Regions from separate parts of the Homo sapiens genome. Here region 1 is linked to region 2. Evidence: chromatin contacts called from ENCODE Hi-C or POLR2A ChIA-PET data. All regions are on one chromosome and are shown on one strand. The core of a region is the stretch at or near the end of the contact, and the rest is flanking DNA. Distances in the headings are between cores, read along the strand shown.

Region 1 (6,127 bases), core at 111-2,610, 98 kb after region 2:
GTCATGGCCAGGCATGATGGCTCATGCCTGTAATCCTAACACTTTGGAAGGCCGAGGCAGGTCGCCCGAAGTTCAAAACCAGCCTGCCTGTGCAACATGGTGAAACCCCATCTCTACAAAAAATACGAGAATTTGCTTCACGTGGTGGCACACGCCTGTGGTCCCAGTTACTCAGGAGGCTGAAGTGGGAGGATCCCTTGACCCTGGGAAGTTGAGGCTACAGTAAGCCATGATAGTGCCACCGCACTCCAGCCTGGGTGACAGAGCAAGACCCTGTCTCAAAAAACAAAACAAACAAATAGATCACAATATCTATCATTTGATAACTTATTATGTGCCAACCACTGTGAAAAACTAAAGTCTCATTGGAAAATGACTACTATCTTCCAATATTTGAAGATGCTAGAGTCTAAAAAGCCCAAGTTCAAATCCTGACTCAACCATCTACTCATTGTTTGACTCTGGACAAATTTCCCAAATCCTCTGTGCTTCAGTTTTGCCACATGCAAATTGATAAAATGGGAATAAATAATTCCACAAGGTGACAAGAATGTAGCCAAAAATCTTCCACAAGGCCCAGTATATTTTTGGCAACACATTTCCTTCTTTCCCTATAATAATCACACACTATAAGGAGCTGTATCTGATTGTTGGAATTCACCAAAGATTAAATGTCTTGTTTTATGAGCTTGCTTCCTTGTAAAGGTAGCTTCATGAGCTTCACATCCCTGGATGTGTTTATGAAGAGATTGGACAGGTATATGCAAATAGCAACACTTATAGAATGCTTGCTATGAGCTAGGCACTGCTGTGTGTGTTTTACAGATAGATATTCATCCTGCCAATCCACACATTTTACAAATGAGGAAACTAAAAGCGACTAAGTAATTTGTGTAAGATTATATAGCCAGTAGGTGCCAGGAATGTGAACCAAGGGTGTCTTTGCTCTTAACCACTTCACCAACTGCATATAAGCAATAGTGACAAGGACATTCCACTATTTGTTGGGTGGGTGCTGGTGCCAATGACATCCCTTCCAGCACAGAGATCCATGGGCCCATAATCTCAGTACAGTGTGAACAGCTAAAGGGATTCAACTGTGACAGACTGAAAAACCAATGTAAAACAGGAGGCAAGAGATGCCCACACCTGGAGTGGCCAAAGGAGCAGAATGTTCCAAGCCTGGACAGCATATCACTGAGAGATGGAGATGCTCAGGCTGGGAAAAGCACTGGCGTGAGGAGGCGGGGCAGCCAGCCAGACATGTTTCCTACAGCTAGGCCCTAGGTGTCACCAGTGTGACAGGGCCACCAGTCATCCCTCCATTCTTTTGTACTTTCATTTACACATTTCATTTCGTGACAGGAAATAACACTGTCAGCAGCACAGTTGCTCACGGCATGTGCTGCAGGGGAGCTGACGCACGGAGGGTGGAAAGGGTGGAGGTGGGACAACGGGTGTTTGTGCCAGCATGTCATATACCGTCCTGACCTGCTGCATGCTCTTCCTTGCCCCGGGGCAGGTCTGGCAGCTGCTTACACAAGGCTCAAGTTGTTTGGAGTGGGGGAGGGAGAGGGGACCCACATCACCTATTTGCAGCTTTGCTTTTAAAAGTCGGTATCACCGATTTAGATTTGGGGTTTGGATTTTGAGGGGAACAAGAGGATTATTAGGTCCTAATATGACTTTTCTTCTCTTGCTCCCCTCTGCCTTCGGAAGTATCTAGATGTAATATCTCGTGCTAACCACAAGTTGAGAGTGGTAAAGTCATTCTGCTGGAGAAAATAGTAAAAATAATACTGACTTCCATGTTCATATTCAGTTTGTTTCTAGGAAAGACAAACATCAGTGGCGTTTAAATAAAAGATTTTTCAGCTGGGTGCAGTGGCACATGCCTGTAATCCCAGCTACTCGGGAGGCTGAGGCACAAGAATCACTAGAACCTGGCAGGTGGAGGTTGCAGTGAGCCAAGATCACACCACTGCACTGCAGCCTGGGTGACAGAGCGAGACTCTGTCTCAAAAATAAATAAATAAATAAGTAAAATATTTTTGTATGATTAGCCCATGTTATATATACTCAACCTTAGTCAAACTTTGTATTGACACCCTCTCCACCCTGCCACCACAGATTATTTGCTGGTCAAAAGAGGAAAATAGTTACAGGCCAGAGCAAGGAAGGGAACTGTTTCAGACCACGAGAGACTTAAAATGCACAATAATCAAGTACAACATGTAGTCTTTGACTGGATCTTTATCTGAGTGGATCAATGGAAGACACATTTGGGATCAAATGAAGAAATTTCAATATGGACAAGGAATCAGGTGCTTTAAGGAATTATTGTTAATCTTGTTAGCTATTGTCTTAGTTCATTTTGGGTTGCTATAAAAGAATACCCGAGGCTGGGTAATTTATTAAGAAAAGAGGTTTATTTGGCTCATGTTTCTAGAGGCTGTACAAGAAGCATGGCATTGAGCATCTGCTTCTGGTGGGGACCTCAGGCAGTTTTCATTCACGGTGGAAGGTGACAGGGAGCAAGAGAGAGGGAAGGAAGGTGCCAGGCTCTTTTTAGAAATCATATCTCAGAGGAACTAATAGAGGGAAAAGTCACTCATTGCCACCGTGAGGGCGGCAGAAAGCCCTTCATGAGAGATCTACCCCCATGATCCAAAATTGAGGATCAAATTTCAACATGAGATTTGGAGGGGACAAGTATCCAAACTATATTAGGAATATTAATGATGTTATATAAAGAAAAGAAATTTTAATCCACATAATTGTTTAGGAAAAAAAAAGAAAAAATTTTTTTAAAAAATATGTGTTTTCATATGTTTATTTCAGCACTATTTACAATAACAAAGACTTGGAACCAACCCAAATGCCCATCAATGATAGCCTGGATAAAGAAAATGTGTCACATATACACCATGGAATACTATGCAGCCATAAAAAAGAGTTGGTTCATGTCCTTTGCAGGGGCATAGATGAAGCTGGAAGCCATCATTCTCAGCAAACTAACACAGGAACAGAAAACCAAACACCTCATGCTCTCACTCATAAGTGGGAGTTGAACAATGAGGATACATGGACACGGGGAAGGCAACTTCACACACCAGGGCCAGTCAGGGGTGGGGGGCAAGGGGAGGGAGAGCATTAGGAGAAATACCGAATGTATGCGGGGCTTAAAACCTAGATGACGGGTTGATAGGTGCAGCAAACCATCACGGCACATGTATACCTATGTAACAAGTCTGCACATTCTGCACATGTCTCCCAGAACTTAAAAGTAAAATAAATTTTAAAAAAGAAGAAAAAAATGTGTGTTTTTAGATGTTCCCACTGAAGTATTAGGGGCAAAAGATCATGACATCTGTTTTCGTTTTTGAGATGAGGTCTCATTCTGTCACCCACACTGGAGTGCACTGGTGCAATCATGGCTCATTGCAGCTTCAACCCCCCAAGCTCAAGCGATCCTTCCACCTCAGCCTCCCAAGTAGCTGGGACCACAGGCATGAGTCACTATGCTCAGTTAATTTTTTTTTTTTGTAATTTTTGTAGAGACAGGGGTCTCATTATGTTGCCCAGGCTGGTCTCAATCTCCTAGGCTCAAGCAATCCTCCTGCCTCGGCCTCCCAAAGCGCTGAGATTACAGGCCTGAGCCACCATACCTGGCAACATCTTTACTTTAAAATACATTAGCAAAAAATAATACATGAATAATAAATAATAAATATGGTAATATGTTGGCAATTGTTAACTCTAGGTTATGGATAAGTGGGTGTTCATTATACTATTCTTTTTTTTTTTTTTTTTTTTTGAGACAGAGCCTCACTCTGTCACCAGGCTGGAGTGCAGTGGCATGATCCCGGCTCACTGCAACCTCCACCTCCCAGGTTCAAGAGATTCTTGTCCCTCAGCCTCCTGAGTAGCTGAGACTATATAGGCATGCGCCAGCTAATTTTTGTATTTTTAGTAGAAATGGAGTTTTGTCATGTTGGCCAGGCTGGTCTCAAACTCCTGACTTCAAGAGACCCAGCCGTCTAGGCTTCCCAAAGTGCTAGAATTACAGGCATGAGACGCCGCACCCGGTGTCTACTATTCTATTTTTTATTAGTTAAATTTTTCTTAGTACGGAGTTAATCTGTTAGAAGACAGTCACTAATTCTTTATTTTTCACTTGAATGCCTTTGTCTATTTTATTTTTGCATTTTTATCTTTTCCTTCATTCATTCCCTTTCACTGAACAGATAATGTGGTATATGAGAGTCATAAATTGTGGAAAGGGTCTCATCTCACATTTGACTGAAATTTAACAGCTAAAATTGTCTTTGATCATATCCCACTCCACACCACTTGGAAAGAAAAGTTAAATGTGCTCTAAAAGAGACTTTAAAATTTTTTTCTTTTCATTTTTTTGAAATTATTGCAAACTTACAAAAGTTGCAAGGATAGTTAGAAAACTCTCGTGTACCCTTCACTCAGATTCATCAGTTGTTAACGCTTTGCTACATTTACTTTTGTTGTTTGTTTTTTCTTGAGACAGGATCTCGCTCTGTTGCCCACGCTGGAGTGCAGTGGCACGATCACAGCTCACTTCAACTTCTGCCTCCTGGGCTCAAGCCATCCTCCTGCCTCAGCCTCTTGAGTAACTGGGACTACAGGCACATGCCAAAATTCCCAGCTAATTTTTGTATTTTTTGTAGACACAGAGTTTTACCATGTTGCCCAAGCTGGTCTCGAACTCCTGGACTCAAGCAATCCACCTGCCTTGGGTTCCCAAAGTGCTGGGATTACAGGCATGAGCCATGGTGCCCAGCCTACATTTACTTTTCTAAATTGATCTCTTTCTGTCTGTCTTCACAGTTATATGTTGTTGTTGTTGTTTTCTGAACTATTTGAAAATAAATGGCAGACTTCACTCCCTTTAACACTTAAATACTTCAGCGTGTAACTCTTGGAAACAGAATTTTTTTAACATAACCACAACGTAATCATCAAATTCAGAAAATTTAGCACACAGTCCATATTTCAAACTCAGTTGGCTCAACAATAGCCTTTATAGAATTTTCCCAAAATCCAGAATTCAAGACCCAAGCGGAATTCAGGAATTGCATTTAGTTGTAATGTCTCTTTAGTTCCTGTTAATCTGGAGCAGTTCCTCAGCCTTTCTGTCTTTTGTGACATGAATGTTGAACAGGACAGGACAGTGGTTGTGTACAATGTCCCTTAATTTAGGCAGAAAAACTCATAACTCTATCTTATAATTGCAAGGTTTTGTCAATACAACCTTTCTCTTTTCCAAGAATAACTAAAATTGTTTTTATAGCAATAGAGAAAAATTGAACTGTTAAGCCGTGAAAGTATACATAAAGTATATTCTCCAGGAGGAGTTTCAGACATGCTCTGCTAATAAGTGAAATTTGTTAAATAAATTTACATGACAATATCAGGTTTAAGCTTGGCAAAAGGTAACTGATAGCTATAATTCGATATTAAAACATATTACCAGCCTGGGTAACATAGACCTCATCTCTACAAATAATAATTTTTTTAAAAACTAGCCAGGCATGGTTGTGTGCCTGTGGTCCCAGTTACTTGGGAGTCTGAGGTGGGAGGATTGCTTGAGTCCGGGTGATTAAGGCTGCAGTGAGCTGTGATTGTGCCACTGCACTGCAGCCGGGGTGACAGAGTGAGGCCCCATCTCAAAAACAAAACAAAACTACTACCAAGAGAATCTCTAGTGATCTCTAAAAGTCTGGCTTTTCTTTTGTTTAATTAATTAATTAATCTTCTTTTTTTTTTGAGACGGAGTTTCGCTCTTGTCACCCAGGCTGGAATGCAATCAATGACGTGATCTCGGCTCACCGTAACCTCCACCTCCCAGGTGCAAGTGATTCTCCTGCCTCAGCCTCCTGAGTAGCTGGGATTACAGGTGCATGCCACCAAGCCCGGATAATTTTTGTATTTTTAGCAAAGACAGGGTTTCATCATGTTGGCCAGGCTGGTCTCAGACTCCTGACCTCAGGTGATCCACCCGTCTCGGCCTCCCAAAGTGCTGGGATTATAGGCATGAGCCACAGCCCTGGGTCTGTTTATCTTTTTTTTTTTTTTAAGTGGGTCTCTTTCT
Region 2 (6,171 bases), core at 1,108-3,607:
GTGCCTGTAATCCCAGCTACTTGGGAGGCTGAGGCAGGAGAATCACTTGAACCTGGGAGGTGGAGGTTGCAGCGAGCTGAGACTGCATCACCTCACTCCAGCCTGGGTGACAGAGCGAGACTCCATCTCAAAAATAATAACAATAATAATAAAATAAATAATAAATAAATTCACATACACACATATATAAAATACATGCACACATATTTTTATTTAACTTAGGCCCTGATTATTAGTATATAAAACAGAAAAACCAAGTGCCTTGGTAATTTACATATCTTCTCCAAATCTTTAAAGAACCAAGCTCTAAAAAACACACGTAAAGATATTTAAGTCATAAAACACACACACACACACACACACACACACACACTCTAATGACCTTCAGGAACCATAATCCAATAATATATTTAATAGGTAAGATCTCATTCATCAATATACAAAAAAAAAAAACAAACCAGAAAACAAAAAACTAACTTTGATTAAGACATGTGCCCTTAGTAAGGGCACTTACAATTAGAAAGGTTTATCGGTAGCACTTTGAGGTAGCATATTTTGTAAAGTCACAGGGCTGCTCTGCAGTTTCTCCTGGATACAAAGGTAGAGGCCATCAGCCTTTGCCCCTAGAAGAGGAAAGTGAAATTATCTGTACTCATTGCCAGTGTCAGCCTGAACACACTTTCTACCACCCACCCTTGGCCATCCCTCCTCTACACTTTATGCGTCGGGGGTTTAGAACAACGTAAAGGCATTTTGCTGCTTCTTTCCTCTTGGTACGGCAGCATCCCAGGCTGTGGAGCCAGTTGCCTCTTGCCGCATGTGATTCACCAGCAGGAGACGCATGCACCCTGTGGAAAGGGAAGCTGGGCATCACAGCATGCTTTTTAATTGGCTTTAACATTTCATTAAGTAAGAGTGACTCATTCCTGCAAGGCTTTAAAGAGGTTCATTTCTGAGTATTCTCTCCACGATTCTGACCCTAGAAAGCGCTCCTTTTTTTCCTCCCTGGGTGTAATCATTTTGGGGTATCATTAAGCTTTCTGGGATTTTCCTGGCAGGAGGGTGAACAGAAAAGCTTTAAAAAATCCACACAAAACAATAACAAAAAACCCAAGTGCAAGAGCAATACCAAGAACAGACTTCCTTTGTGCAAGTTAAAATGATACAAGTTTACGGTTCAGGAAAACAACCTACTTCTTAAAACAAAACAAAACAAAACAAAAAAGGAAATATTCAGTTGAGCTCTGCATTTTAAACACAAATATACAGTCAAAAGAGGCTAAGGATTAAAGCTGCAAAAATGGTCCCAACAGCCTCAGACTTTTGCTGCAGGAAAATTTTTTGCCCAATGGTCACAGATTAAAGGGATATCTAATCCCCAAGAGCCCTTTTGTCCCAATATACTTCCTGTTTGAAAGTTTAACCCTTACAAGTAATTGATATATAAGTGAATAAAAATAGCACATGTCCAGGCAAAAAAGGGCATGAGCTGGGCCTGAGTTGCCACTTAAAACTGTCATTCAATATCATAGAAAATCCTCAAAGGCTGCCCAGAAACAGGGCCCCAGGCACTGCTGAACATGCCAGCCACCAAGTCAACTGCCACCCGACCCAACTGAGCATTAAACTTCAAGTATCCAAGGTGCTACAATAGCTGGTCCTCTAAAGACCTCAGGCTGACTCTCAGAAGCCCCCACTCCACCCCACCCCATTATACAAAAAGTAAAAACATTGCTCATGGTCATTACAAAATACGGGGGTGGAAAGTGAGGAATAAGAGATCTGCTCTCTGAATACACCAGCCTTACAAATACAAACAACGTCTTTAACATTTTGTACAACTAGAAGGTGCATGAAGCTGGTATCCAAGCAATAATTTCAAACGCTTTCTTTTCTCCCCATTCTGTATCAAACTGGAAAATGGTTCCGTTGGGTTAACAGTGTCATTTTAAAATGCCATAAATTAAATAAGTTAGTTCACATTTTTTTTCCCCCAGCACTTAAGTTACAGTTAGTCTCTAATGTGCTTTTGAAGCTTGCTTTAGCAGTTCCAGGTCTCTTCTGCGGACAGTGGTGGCTCTGGGACAACCATATTCGTCCAGCTGCAAAGGTATGAATTGTTCAAGCACCCCAAGGCCCTGTCCAGCAGGACTGGTAAATAGCTTAGTCCATGATGGTTTAAAGTTTCCACTGAATCCCAAAAATATGGTACTCCCTAAAAAAAAAAAAAAAAAAGAAAAAGAAAAAAAATCAATTTTTATAGCTACATTCCAGCAAGAGAATATAGGAGGTGAGTCGGAGGTGAGCAAAACAAAGGCAGCTATTAAAAAACTCTGCACTTCCTTACATCAGCAAATGAACTCTCACCACCCACCTTTTGCCCCAGATAACAAACCACATCCCAACACACTTCCTCTCACATTGTGCCCTTATTTAGAAATCATCTTAATGATACCCACTCCAGCAAACAAGCTCATGAAAATGGTCTGGTAGCTGAATTGCACCATAAAATTACCTATGTTGCTGGCCCTGTAAGAACTTCATGAAATAATACAAATACAAACCTTTGTCATAAAGATGAGCTGGTTTGGCTAATCCCAGAGGTACTAGTAAGTGTGAAATGTTTAACTGCTTTATTTCTCCTCTTGTGCTCAACAGAACAATGGACCTGTATGTGAAATTTAGAAAGTCAGAGCCAATTTCAATCCTTCAGCATGAGTATCTTTCTACTGAGTATCTTTCTGAACTGACTGCTGAATAGAAATATTAGATAAAAGCAGAACTCCAAAAAGAAAAAAGTCTAGATGATTTTCCATCCAATTCCCACTCTTCCACCCCACCACCATGGGCTTCACACGTTGCTCTTACAAGGGGTAACGCATACATAAACCAAATCATTTACGTACGTTCACCTAGTGCAGGGCTTCCCAACCCCTGGGCCATGGATGGGTACCAGTAGATTAGGAACCAAGTTGCACAGCAGGAGGTGAGCAGGCGAGCGAAGCTTCATCTGTATTTACAGCCACCCCACAACACTTGCATTACAGCCTGAGCTCCGCCTCCTGTCAGGTCAGCTGTGGCATTCAACTCTCATAGGAGCAGAACCCTATTGGGAACTGCACATGTGAGGGATCTAGGTTGTGTGCTCCTGAGAATCTAATGCCCAATGATCTGTTGATCATCACCCCCAGATGGGACCATCTAGTTGCAGGAAAACAAGCTCAGGGCTCCCACTGACTTTACATTATGGTGAGCTGTGTAATTATTTCATTATATATTGCAATGTAATAATAATAGAAAAAAAGTGCACAGTAAATGTAATGTGCTTCAATCATCCTGAAACCATCCCCCTTCACCTCCAGTCCATGGAAAAATTATCTTCCATGAAACCAGTCCCTGATGTCAAAAAGGCTGGGGACTGCTGACCTAGTGGATGGTCTGGGGCACAGCTCTTTTAGGGAATAGTCTATTGTTGTTGTTGTTGTTTATAATTTGTATAAATTTGTGAGGCACAAGTGCAATTTCATTACATACATAGGATTGCATAGTGGTGAAGTCAGGGCACTTAGGGTATCCATCACCCAAATAATGTACACTGTGCCTATTCAGTAATTTCCTGTCATCCACCCCTCACCCTTCCTTCTCCATTGTCTATCAGGGAGTAAGTCTACTGTAACATGGGAGAATGGTTTTGTTTTGTTTCAAATACTCTATTTATTTAAGTTCTATTATCTATTTATTAAATAAATGGATAAACACAATTCTAAAAATAAATAAACGACTAAATGTGTTTTCCATGGTTTGAATTACCATTTTTGTCACATAGTAAGCCAACATACATACTTGGACCTATCTGTGGATTCTCCGTTCTTCTCTGATCTTGCTCTTCTCTGCCAAAACTATGCTGGCCTATGGCTTCACGGTCCATTTTAATATTTGATAAAAACAAGCCCTTGTATTACTGTAATTTGTTTATATTTTACTACTTTCTCATTTATTCTTCCAGATGAACTACAGTATCAACTGTCAAGTACAGTAGAAAAGTACCTTTTGGGACACTAATGGAAATGTGTCAAATTTATATTTTAACTAAGTAAATGTAATGCACTTGAATCATCCTGAAACCATCCCCCTCCACCTCCAGTCCATGGAAAAATTATCTTCCATGAAACTGGTCCATGAAATTAACATTTATTAATTTTCCATTCAGAAACAGAGTCTCTCCTTTTATTCAACTTCTGTTGCATATCCTTTAGCAATATATTTAATAATGTATTTATTTTCTGTGTGTGTGTGTGTGTGTGTGTGTGTGTGTGTACACATACAAACTCACTCTTTCAAAAACTTTAATCAGAAATGTTCTTGGCCAGCCGGGTGCAGTGGCTCATGCCTTTAATTTCAGCACTTTGGAAGGCTGAGATGAGAGGATCATTTGAGCCCAGGAGTTCAAGACCAGCCTGGGAAACACAGCAAAACTCCATCTCCACAAAAAATTAGAAAAATAATAAAATTAAAAACAAAAACAAAAACAAAAAATAACCAGCCAGGCTGGTGGTGTGCACGTGTAGTCCCAGCTACTTGGAAGGCTGAAGTAGGAGGGTCACTTGAGCCTGAGAGGTCAAGACTACATTGAGCTGTGGACACATCACTGCACTCCAGCCTGGGCAACTATTTTTGTTTTCTTTTGTTTTTTTAGAGATAGGGTCCTTGCTCTGTCACCCCAGCTGGAATGCAGTGATGCAAGTATAGTTTACTGCAGCCTCAAACTCTTGGGCTCAAGGGATCTTCCTGTCCTAGCCTCCTCAGTAGGTGAGACTACAGGTATGTGCCCACATACCCAGATAATTTTTAAATTTTTCATAGAGACAGGGTCTCATTACATTGCCCAGGCTAGTCTTGAACTCCCGGCCTCAAGCAATCGTCCCGCCATGGCCTCCCAAAGTGCTGGGATTATAGGCATGAGCCACTGTGCCTGAACTCTTGGCCGGTATTACTGAAACAAAAATTTTCAAGAACAAATCAGTGTTTAGGGGGCTCTGAGTAGCTCTTATTAATTAAAAGGTAACATTAGATTGATTTATTTTCAGAGTCATCAAGGATACCTACAGGAAGTTGAAATTTGTGTGGTATGTCTTAATGTGGGTCTCGATGGTTCTTAAGATTAAGTACCTTAAGTTTCATGCTGGTATGGGTTCTTTATGGTAGTCTTTCTTTCTTTCTTTTTTTTTTAGAGACAGAGTCGCGCTCTGTTGCTCAGGCTGGAGTTCAGTGGTACAATCTTGGCTCACTGCAAACTGCCTCCTAGGTTCAAGCAGTTCTCCTGCCTCAGCCTCCCGAGTAGCTGGGATTATAGGTGCCACCAACATGCCGGCTAGTTTTTTGTATTTTTAGTAGAGATGAGGTTTCACCATGTTGGCCAGGCTGGTCTCGAACTCCTGACCTCAGGTGATCCTCCTGCCTCAGACTCCCAAAGTGCTAGGATTACAGGTGTGAGCCACCGTGCCTGGCCTACTGTAGTCTTTCTAAAGCAGTGGTGACACAATCTAAAATTAGTGCAGCAGTCTAAGCACGGCTACCCTGCAGACCTGACCTTCTTCAATAGGTCAGAATTACCCATAAGATCATTTACAGGTCACCCCGCAACCCTATACACATAGACACGTGCTCAGTCTCCCTAGAAGTCACTGCCAGTTGCTCCATACCTTCTTAACACTTTGTTAAAATGTTACACACACACTGAATTTTTGCAAACGAAACCTATCTGCATAACCAGAGGCAGATCAAGAAACAGCATTACCAGTATCTTAAAAGCCTTTCTGTTAATGAGTTGGTTTTACCTCTTAAATCTATGGGGTACCTTGCAGGACTACCATGTTGTCCTAAATACTTGTGGTGAGATTTATGTCCTGGATTGTTTTAGGGGAAGTGAGTGCATGTATTTTCAACATTAGGAAAAATCTTTAAATCCTGCAAGAAAATTGAGGCTGTACAAGTGTCTTAAGCCAGAAGACAGAACGACATATATACATTTAATGTTACATCCAAATAATCCAGTGACTTCATAGAATTTATTGGCATCCGGTTCTATAAAGCATAAGCTATTGGAAAATGATTCTAAAGCTAGATAGGCCTTTAATTTGGGGAAAGCTTAAGTTCCTTCCTTAATGGTTC

Evidence for each region. Hi-C counts contacts between places; a loop is a spot of excess contacts on that map. ChIA-PET counts read pairs that join two places held with the same protein, here RNA polymerase II (POLR2A). Pooled maps may share reads with other maps.
Region 1: a loop to region 2 is called in a pooled map, with 3 times the contacts of the local background. The contact joins two enhancer-like sites. A Hi-C loop is called at or near these places in 1 of 168 maps with a recorded cell type or tissue (psoas muscle) and 5 of 50 pooled maps. POLR2A ChIA-PET finds 5 or more read pairs at or near these places in 10 of 52 experiments (CD4-positive, alpha-beta T cell, CD4-positive, alpha-beta memory T cell, HepG2 and 6 more).

The regions. Positions count from the first base shown.
Region 1 is chr9:71,781,956-71,788,082 of GRCh38, forward strand. No RefSeq gene overlaps it. Among named protein-coding and RNA genes, the nearest start is that of CEMIP2, 17 kb to the left of the region's middle. Within about 2 kb of position 1,361, at least 12 of the 41 ENCODE cell types and tissues checked have a DNase peak (open chromatin) inside an H3K27ac peak, as active enhancers do.
Region 2 is chr9:71,683,179-71,689,349 of GRCh38, forward strand. It overlaps CEMIP2 (cell migration inducing hyaluronidase 2), which reads right to left. Exons shown (of 24, transcript NM_013390.3): 23 at 2,565-2,668; 24 at 188-2,215. The coding sequence ends at 2,019. Among named protein-coding and RNA genes, the nearest start is that of CEMIP2, 82 kb to the right of the region's middle. Within about 2 kb of position 2,358, at least 4 of the 41 ENCODE cell types and tissues checked have a DNase peak (open chromatin) inside an H3K27ac peak, as active enhancers do.